2 separate regions of the Homo sapiens genome follow, and region 2 is linked to region 1. A link is a contact called in ENCODE Hi-C or POLR2A ChIA-PET data. All regions are on one chromosome and are shown on one strand. Each heading gives the region's core, a stretch centred on a gene start or an enhancer-like site at or near the end of the contact. The rest is flanking DNA. Distances are from core to core; before and after follow the strand shown. Region 1 holds the start of THRB (thyroid hormone receptor beta). Region 2 has its middle 45 kb from the start of THRB.

What was found. Hi-C counts contacts between places; a loop is a spot of excess contacts on that map. ChIA-PET counts read pairs that join two places held with the same protein, here RNA polymerase II (POLR2A). Pooled maps may share reads with other maps.
Region 2: a loop to region 1 is called in a map of Right ventricle myocardium inferior, with 5 times the contacts of the local background. The contact joins the enhancer-like site here to the promoter of THRB in region 1. A Hi-C loop is called at or near these places in 9 of 168 maps with a recorded cell type or tissue (B cell, HepG2, K562 and 6 more) and 10 of 50 pooled maps. POLR2A ChIA-PET finds 5 or more read pairs at or near these places in 8 of 52 experiments (H1, HEK293, HEK293T and 5 more).

What each region holds. Positions count from the first base shown.
Region 1 is chr3:24,491,632-24,496,952 of GRCh38, forward strand. It overlaps THRB (thyroid hormone receptor beta), which reads right to left and starts at 3,219. Exons shown (of 11, transcript NM_001354712.2): 1 at 3,021-3,219. It overlaps THRB-AS1 (THRB antisense RNA 1), which reads left to right and starts at 2,456. Exons shown (of 2, transcript NR_046244.1): 1 at 2,456-2,860. RefSeq lists a silencer at 4,997-5,202.
Region 2 is chr3:24,537,256-24,542,410 of GRCh38, forward strand. No RefSeq gene overlaps it. Among named protein-coding and RNA genes, the nearest start is that of THRB, 45 kb to the left of the region's middle. Within about 2 kb of position 1,801, at least 5 of the 41 ENCODE cell types and tissues checked have a DNase peak (open chromatin) inside an H3K27ac peak, as active enhancers do.

The DNA of each region.
Region 1 (5,321 bases), core at 1,969-4,468:
CCAACCACCACTTTTGCAGCCCAAATTGTACCACCATGCACTGGTTGGTCCACTTAGGGCTGCCATTGCCAGAGGCACTGCCAGGACCTGCTGAGTGAGAAGACACTGCCATCACCCAGTGAAGTCTAGTCCCTGGAATTTCACTCTTAGCACTGGCAATGCTTCTGGAACTCATAAAGATTCTGCTGAAATTCAGGGAGTTGAAGGTCAATGTCTTCCAGGGATCAAGGTAACATGTCAGAAAAATTCTGCTGCTGAGGATTTCCATGTATTCAAGGCAAATGCCCTTAGGAGGAACTCGCAGAAATAGCTCTTTGCATTGTCACTACACAGAATGGAAGACCAGCTTTTATTTCGAAAAGAAAGAGAGAGAGAGAAAAATAAAGAGTGAACCATATAAGCATGGAATGTGTGCAACACACACATACACATGCACACACAGAATAGATCTTGGCATGCCCAACTGGCACCCACTTAGGATGTGTAGTCAGGTATTTTTGAGAACATAATATTTGGACACAATCATTAATTTATTCACCAAAGAGTTATCCAGCACCTACTGTGTGCCAAGTATTGTTCTAGATGCTGGAAAATAAGAGTGAGTGAGGCAGTCAAGAGTCCTGTGCTCATGGATTCGATATTCTAGGCAAGGATACAGGCGATCAACAAGCATCAATTGAAATGAACAATTCAGATTGCAAATACAATAAAGGAAAGAAAAAGAAGAACAAAACAAACAAACAAAGAGAAAAACCAGTGTGATGGGTCTGAAAAGGAATGAGGGACCGCCTTTGCTCAAGTGGTCAGGGAAGGGCTTTCTAAGAAGGTGACACGTAATCTTACACTAGAATGAGAAGACCAGGGCGAAGAAACCAATCACCTTTACTCTGATTTCCATCAAAAAGATGGGCTTACTAAAAAAAGAAACATGCAATACCATTTGTGGCTCCACACAACTCATGCTTTAAACAACTGCAAAAACCCCAGGAGAGGAAAGGAATCCACAGCTTTCTCTGCTTTTAAGGCGATTTTAAGAAATCACCTTTCCCAAAGATAATGGATTAAAAAGTTGTCTTAATTCATCTCTAATTATGGCAGAATTTACTACAAAGAAACTGAAAGGAGATACATGGAATATTCATTCCTCTACATAATGTCAGTTGCTTTATGTAACAATATTCCAATGTCAATAAAAGTATACCTTTGCATTGTAATGCCAACAGGAATTATTTCACTTTAAAAAACCAGTTCTGTAGCTATACTCAGTATTATTTATTTTTCACTGGCTATAAAATAAAGCCAAACTGTATTTACTAGCAGATGGTCTCACTTCCAATATATAATAAACCTCTGAGATCAGGTAAAAATAGATTCTGTTAGTATTTCTTTAACATGCTCAAATTATAAATGATCGTTCACCAATGTCTTTGTATAAAACACTCCAAACAAATCACTTGGTACTGGATTTCTGTTTGACTCAATTAAAACACTTAGCCACCTGGCATGAAAACATCCTAAAAACATCAACTGCTTAAAATACTTTGCACTGAAACACGTTTTTCATTGTTTCCTAGCCTCTGACTGATTTCGGAATTAGAAAGAATTAAGCAGAAGTGAATTGGGGAGCAGGTCAGTCACTGAATATTCAGAATGAATCATGAACACGTTAAAATGCAATTTTTATTTCTTTGCAGTGCATTGCATGCTATACATTCTTACAATTTAAATAAGCATACTAAACTAAAGCCAAATAATGTGAAGATTGCCCAACAGGTCTACATTACCTAATACATTTATCATTATATAAACTGCTGTGCTTGATATTAATACACTGTGCAAGGAATGCTTAATTTCTTGAACTTCCACACAGGTCTTTAAAACTGAATCTCACTAGTACCCAAGACCAATAATGTGCTGAGGAAGAAGGTATTTCAAATATATTTACTGATTACACAGTGTTTGAATCTTCAAAAATTCTAAATTTATGTGGACAAAGGAGAATGGAGAATCTGAACTTGGCTGTTCATGCAAACTCTTTCCTTTCTTTGACTCACTTTATGAATTGTTATGTTTCTAGATCCTTCTTTTAAAATTTTCCATTTGGGGAAACTTGTACATTTAAAAAAAATTCATCTCATTTTCTCCCTCCCCCTCCTTAAAATAAATAAGAAGGCTTAAGAATTAACACTAATAATAATCCCACAATGGTCATTGGGAAATCCTCCCCCAAAGTGACAACTGCCGCTAAGAAGGGCAAAATCCACTAAGAATGAAAATTCCCCCAAATGAGTCCTTCTCCGAGGGGGTGGAGGTCACACAGTTGGCACAATTGGTATCACAACCAACTCGAGGAGACCCAGAGGAAGATGCTGCGCCAAGAGAAGCAAAGCGAAGGAGCGCGACCCAGGAGGCTAGCGAAATCCCCGCCAAGCCCCCAGGAGGCGGAGAGAAGCCCAGTCGCCAGGCACCGGCCACGGCGCACGCCAACATCCAGGATAATTCTCCTTTCCAAGCCCGGGAGTTCCGGGGCAGGCGAAAAAGGGGGGATGGGAGACCCACAGTCCCTTTAACCCTCCCCCCTGGCCTGCCAACCTTTTCCGAACCCCCATGTCACACAACTTCCTCATCATGGAAACTTCCACTGGGTTCGGCGCTGAGGATGCCAAACTCCATTTCACAAGGAACATGTCAACAGCTGGGCTTGGGGTTTGAGGAACAGAGCCGCTGCGATTGGAACAGAGCCCGGCCACCCTGTTCCACCACTGTCCACTCCGTAGCTCCCAGCCTGCCGCCGCGCGGTGCCCGAACACGAGAGGGCACCTCCTCCCAGATCCGGGGCGCAGAAGCCCCGCGGAGGCAGGTAATCAGGCTGATGACACCCCCACCACCCACGCTCACCCGCCTGCCCGCCCGCGCGCGCTCGGCTTAGCCGCCCGCACCCCTCCGGGTTCTTGCGACGCTCCGTCACCATCCCGCCCACCCTGTGGACAGTTGGAACTGTCGCCCCCTCCTCCTCTCACCCCGCTGCCTCCGCGCGGTCCTCTAGCCAAATTACCAGTGCCCTGGAGCCGGTTGGGTTGAGCGCCCCTGCCCGGGGAAGGTAGCCTGCGGGCTCTTGCCCCGAGCCCGCGGAGCAGGAGGTCTCTTTTCCAAGCGCACTCACATTATTCATGCAAAGTTAATCCCCGCCGCGTCACGGCCGCCCGCCCGAGGATGTGCGCCTTCCTTGGCCAAGCCCCGCAGTCTCCACCCTCCTCCGCCCCCTCCTCCCGGCGGCGGGGTCCCGGGGAGCGCCGGCGACTGGGCGTCGCGCGAGTCCTGCAAAATGTCAACTCCTTGGGCGAAGAGAGGCGGCCGCAGCCAGGGCCGCGCCGCACCTCCCCGGTCTCTCCACTTTTATAGGCGTAGGAAGCTACTGCGGCTGGGGCACCAGAGTCCCCGCCTCTCCGGGTCCCCCGCGTGCCCGGCCCGCCCCGGCCCGCTTCCCGGGCGCTGTCTTACTCCGGGCCCGGGGCGCCTGCTCCGCGCCGCGTCTGCGAACCGGTGACCTGGTTTCCCCTCCAGCCCTCACGGCTGTCCGACTTGCGCGGCGGTGGCGGCGGCGGCCAAGAGCAGGCAAACCCGGCTCCGCCAGGGGCGCAGCGAGGAAATGGCCTCCTGGCGCACACCCCGCCGCCGCCGCCAGCCATCGCCACCGCCCCGGGCTGCCCAGCCGGTACAGACGCCCCCTGCCAGGCTCCGGGCCAGCGCTCCGACGCGCTCACAGCGCCCGGCTTGCCGACCCCGACCCCGACCCCGAGTCCTACGCACTCGAGGTCCCCGGGCCGGCCGCCTCCGCACCTGCCTCCCCAGGTGTGGGCGCTCCCCCTCCTCCTAATCCCGGCCGTGCCCTCCCAGGGTTGGTGACGGTGCTGTGGGTTTGGTGGCCGCGCGTCCACCCACCCGATTGCCTGCGCGCATAGGTGCGGGTTTGGGCGTCATTACTCTAGTTGGAGAAGAGGAAAGAATGGGGAACGAGTGACACCGGGACCGGAGGGCGAGTCTTCCAGGAGCACGTCTCGGCCTTCTTTGCCCGGCCCGACCGGCCCGACCCGTGCCGCAGCGCTCCTCCCTCCGCTCCTAAACCACTTGTGGCGCGTGTCGGGAATACAGGGCGCTCTGGCTCTTCTTGGGGCCTCCGCTGGTCCGACCATCTGGCAGCTCTCTTAACCACCACGGCCACCCCACGAATGGAAGTTTGGGACGTGCCTGGGTTGCCCTTAAGGAGGACACCCCCGCCCCCACCGCCATTATGCATATCGTGGGAGAGGCGCGTACAGGGCTGAGACACTCCTCAGGTCCCAGAACGGCCGCCCTATTAATTTGTCTTTGCCCTGGAAATGTATAGATAAAACCAGGAAGACAAAAATAATGTATACTCTTCAAGAGATCTTTCCCGGGCAAATATAGGTCTCTCAAATGCCCCCGACCTTAAGTCCTGGAGACCAGGAAGAGACTTGCTTTCTGAGCTAGAAGGATACTTGGGAAATACCGAGTCCTCACTCAGCTAAAAGGTAGTCAATAAGGAACTATAGTTGCAACAAAACTACTTTGACAACAGAGTACAATTAATTTCTTATAGACAGTATTAAAATAATTCCGACATCATAATTTAATATTCACATCTATTCGTGTAACACGCAGTATAATAGAGTTATGACGATATGGATCCTCAGCTGCCTGACAATGTATAGGTTATTTATTGGAAGGTTCTCTAGATTTCCAGCCAGTGACATGTATGTTTTATTCTCGCTTCTTCTGAGCGTCCCAGGGAAAGGGGTGAGAGGCCCCCCACCCCTGCTGACAGCATTAACAACCACCCCGCTGGATAAGCAGGGTTTCACTGATGCACTTTTAAGAAAGTTGCAGGCCCCAGAGACCCCATTTCCCTTTGGTCCTCGGTGAGAAGTCCGTGCTTTCTTCTCTACTCTTAATAAGTCTGCACCATAGGACTTGCAGGCTTCTGTAGTTGGAGAGCTGTTCTCCTTTGCAGGGAAGTTCCTGGGCTTTGCTCCAAAGCTGCCCCGGAATGTTTTGGTTGGTTTGGAGAAAAGCTGTGGCGTCTACACCACTTGTTCCAAGCAGGCGGCCCCCTGGTGGCTAACGGGGGGTGAGAAAGCTGGCCACTGAGGAAGAAGTCTGGCGCAGGTAGGCCCCAACAGTTGACAACCTAGTCTTCGGGTCTTCTTCACAGCGTGTGAACAGCTTAGTATTACCGCGGGGGGGCGGGAGGGGGTTGGGGGGTGGTGAGGTGAAGCAAATCTTCCTTCAACACGGTGGAT
Region 2 (5,155 bases), core at 551-3,050, 44 kb after region 1:
ATTTGTTGTCTTATTAATATGCTATTTTATTTATTTATTTAGAGACCGGATCATACTCTCTTGCCCAGGCTATAGTGCACTGTTGTGATCATAGCTCACTGCAGCCATAAACTAGCCTCAAGTGATCATTCTACCTCAGCTTCCTGAGTAGCTGGAATTATAGGTATGAACAACTGTGCCTGGCTTAATGTGTTATTTTAAACAAATAAAATTCTTAATATTGAATCATTCTTACCCTTTTTCCCCACTTTTATTTTATTTTTATTATATTTGTTCATACTATATTTAGTATTTTTGCATAATTTCTGCAAGGGACATTGACCTAATGTTTCTTTTTGGTGAGATATCTATGTCAGGTTTCTTATCAATATTTTTCTATCTTCAAAAAAGGTAATTGAAAGGTTTCTTTTATGTTTTGGAACAGTTTAAATAGACTGGACTTATCTGATCTTTGAAGGCTAAAAAAGCTCACTTCTTAAAAAACCTATATCTGAAAAAATTCTGGCAGAAAGCCCACTAAAGGTAAAATGGCTGACTTCGCATATGAGCTTACCTGCGATTTTTCTCTTCTCCGTAGTTTTCTAAATTTGGGCAATTTTTGAAACAAACATTTTGTAGTAAATATGAGAGACATAAAGCAAGGAAAGAAAGAGAATGAGGGAGGTGGGGCATAGTTTTTATAGGATGAATAGTAGTTATTAATAGTAAAACTGGCAGCAGGAAGATGATTTAGGGAAATATTATAAAAGACCAGGAAAAAAAAAGGTAAAAATATATATTAAGGGAATGGCCAAAAAAGGAGAGAGTGAGCAGGGTTGATAAATAAAGCCTTGAGGCTGGATGAAATAACACAAGGAGAACTTGTAGAGATAAGAGAGAAAGTGGAGCTGAAGTTAGAACCCAAGGTCAGAGCCAAGCACATACATCCCATTCAATAGTTACATGTGGTATGTGTGAGTAAATAAACCTAAGAAAGATGTGACTAGGAGCCCAAGTCCCAACACCAAGGGGAAATGATCAGAGATGCTGGGAGAAAAGTGAGACGACACTGACTTGAGCCAGGAAAGAAGAGGACTTCCAGAAAGAGGAGATGGTCCTTAGGGTGAAATGCTGCATGGAGATCTTCTAGGGTTACCAGATCATTGGCATCTTTTGAGAGAGTAGTATTAAGAGAACAGTGTGGAACCAAACCATGAGTCAGTAAGTGAGTTGGTGGGAGAGGGGGAGAGGTTTTCAAAATAAGTGAAGGGAAAAAGAGATGTAAGTGTAACTTAAGCAGCATTAGGTGGAGGGAGGGATTTTTATAAAGGGGGAAAATTGTAGAGCAAGGGGAAGACCCTACGTTCTTGGCTAAAGTAGACTGGCTTTCTGTTGCTGTGGATTTTTTTGGCGACCCTAAATGCCAATTAGAAAGTAATTTATTTCATTTTTTACACTGGATCCAGCTGAATCAGTAAGATGACAAGAATAACTCAGGAACACATTTTTTTTTCTTCAAGATCTAAAAAGGTCCCCATACTGGTCCAAAATATCAGGGAAACAGTTATTTCTGGGCTTTGTAGAATTCTGATTATAAGCAGTCTATTTACTGGTGCACCCTTTATTTCTGTTTCCCTCTATCTTCTAAGCAGTACAATGGAAAAGTTATATTAACTCTTCCAAAATATATGGAACATTATCCGCATAACCTGAAGTTGAGATTTTACTCTCCTTATTGAGAAGGGAAAACAAAAAGAGGCACAGCTGTTTTGTTCTTGGAGAGCCAAGTTCTCCAGCAACTGTGCCAAGGTTCACCAGCCAGTTCCTTGTAAAGTGGTAGGCTTTATCTTGGCCTCTCATGCGGAAAGTGCCCTGCCTTTGGAAGTTGTCATGAATGTCACTCTGGGAAGTGCTGCCTTGGTCACTGACCTTGCTTAGGGCCTGGAAGTCCTTGGTTTGATTTGACAATTGGGAAAAGGCCAATCCTGCCCTACAGTATTTTCAGAACTTCACAAACACCAACAAATATTTTCTGAAGGATACTACTTATGTTTTGTAGGTGACCTTGTAGGTAAAACTTGTAAGTTTCAGATGCTATTTTTCCAAAAAGATAAAGTTATTCTATAGCCCTGTATAATTATTGTGAACACATTATGCTTGTACTACTATCTTATTTCTAGGAAATCGGGGACATGAAGCATATAGGATACTTGTAACATTCTTTTATTTCAAAATAATGGAATCACATTCACTGGAAAACATTGAAAAAATTATATGTGTATCAAAATATTAAGTATTTTCAATAATGATGTTTAGCAATCTCATACTCATCTTCCCTTTGCAAACATGAATAGTAAACTCAGTTTTAGGCTTATATGCTTCCCTGTGAGAGTTTTTTATATTTTAAAACCATATACTTTTTCATCACTAAGACCTAAATGAAGACCTTGTCTAAATATCTAAAAATATCTAAAAAGATTTAGATATTTTTTAAGACATTTGATTAATAGAATATAGATAAGCTTCATTTGAGGTACAAACATTGATAATAAGCAATTTGTCAAAATTTTGAGAAAAGCCAGGCTTCTCAATGAAAGCTCAAGAATGTACAGATCTCAACTAATATTTTTACTACAAAGACAGTTTTGTAAACCGATGTGTTCTGGTGTCACACTTTACTGTCGGAAACATGCTTTGAGTGGCAAAAGTAATAAAGATGCCTGAGAGATAGATTCCAGGAGCTCTTGTATCACTGAGCCCTCCCTCTTCCCTCCTTTTCTTCAGAGTATTGGAATCTGTGGCTTTTTTTTTTTTTTTTTTTTTTTTTTTTGGTCAGAAGGGTACACTTGTTTCTGGATTGCTGGTGTTCAACGGGCATCTTGTATATAACGCATGGCTATATATGGAGGCATTGCCCTGACTCCCAGGTAATGGGGCCACCCAAGTCTTGGAAGCATGGCCTGCTTATTTGGGAAGGGAGTAGGTGATGCAATGTATATGGGTGGTCCCTGTCTATCTGAGAGTGGTCTGTATCTGATATAAGTCCCCGGGCTTTTCTTCCTACTCAGCCATTGTTTTTACCACCAATGAAAAGAAGGCTGGAATTTCTCTTAACTCACTCTTCTCCAGGAGGGCTATGTTCAAAATTTTCTTTCAAAAGTTTTGTTTTTGAAGATACTTCTGTACTTATCAGCCAAGCAGAATTAAACAATCAAACCTGTTAGTGTGCATCAACAACTGAGGCCTGGTCCTGTAGAAGAAGGCGAACATTTGTTCTTTTATTCTGCATTTCTGAACGAGTGCCTACTATGAGCAAGGACAAGTTAAAGTTGCAGAGAGGCACAGTGATGAACTGTAAGGCATTCAGAGGAAGAGATGCAGTTACTGAACATACTAAGTGCCAGGAATTTGATGTTAATGTAATTAACATATTTAATATCCTCATTACATTTAATCCTCTTTGCAACAATGAGAAGCAAATATCATTATCCTTCTTTTCTACAGGAGAGAAATTGGGGGTCAGAGAGGTTAAGGTTTGAACAGAGTCACCATTTTTCATACCTGTGAGAGATACCGTTCAATAGAATACTCAATAGCCCTTTATGAGCCTCTTCTATAAGGGCTAGAAGTCTGGCACTTACTTTTCCAGCCAGCTTTGCATCTGGGGCTGGCCACATGACCTGAGCTCGTAATCAAAATGTAAGCAGAAATCTGGTGTTGGGGCCTCTGGAAAAGCTTTTGCAAATGCTTTCTGTAAAGATCCAGATAGTAAATATTTTTGGCTTTGTGGGTCGTATGATCTCTGTAACAACTACTCAGTCCTGCCCTTGCAGAATGACAGTAGCTGTAGACATTACAATACATAAACATGGCTGTTTTCCAGTAAAGTTTTATTTATAAAGAACAGGCAGTGGGCCAGGTTTGGTCTGCTGTTTATATATTTGTCCCTCAGTATTCTCAGGGGATTGGTTCTAGGACCCCTATCTATACCAAAATCTGAGCATACTCAAGTTCCACAATCAGCCTTGCAGAACCTGTGGATACAAAAAGTCAGCCCTCCATATATATGGGTTTCAGATCCGAATACTGTATTTTTGATCCTTGTGTGGTTGAAAAAAAATCTGCATGTAAGTGGACTCAGGCAGTTCAAACCCAACCACAATTTGCTGACCTCTGGTTTAACGGAATGGCAAGATATTGTTGAATAAAATAATTTGATTTTTAAATATCTGTCCATTTCATATTACTGCAACACTGAGCAGTTTGAACAGTTAGTAAAACATAATCCATGTAAAAACTAAAGTGATCTTTTGAAAGTACAAATTACATCATTTCATTCTCCTGACTAAAACATTTCCTTGCTAAGGCTCATATTCATATACAAGGTCTGAATTCCAGTATTTTTATCTTCCTAAGAAGTCTTTTCTATTGCTCATGATAAGTTTTGCCCCAACCTCACTATTCTCTCTCAACTACTTACCATAATAAGTAGTTGCATTTTCATTTATGTGTTTGTTTATTGAACATTTGTTTTACCCATTAGGTCTGGGACTATGGTTTTTGGTGTCCATATATTGCACAGCCCATAGAGGATATGCAATAAATATTTGTAAACTAAGTGAATAATGTCACAGAAGCATCCTGTCACCTTCTAGATATGAAATTTTAAAACACTTAAACAAATTACACAAGTAATGCATATTGATTGTTGATAAATTAGAAAACCAAGACTTTGTGAAGGAATAGAATTAAGATAAAAAGAGGGAAACTGCAAAGCTACTATGAGGCAACCAAAGAGCAGAGGACCTAAGACTGACTGACTTGGACTTGTGTCAATCTTGGCTGCCTCAGCACCAGCAGCAAGAAGGGCAAGGGAACTGTGATCATGATACTACAATGAAATAACCACATGCAAATTAAGTGAGTAGGAGAAAGAAGCCTCATGTGGTCTTGTCAACTCCATCTTGGAGGATGGTCTGAAGGAGAACCCTGGAGGTGTTCAAGCCACACAGAGAAGTAGAGGACAGAGGGAAAGAAGTTGAGCTATGTAAAAGGTGTAGAGCGAGTTCATGAACCTGAAGATGGAGCAGACTTGTCTCTCTGCTAATACAGCCACATTGTCTTACCTGTGGAGGCAGATTACTGACAAGCTAATGATTTATGGAGGGGTTTTAGG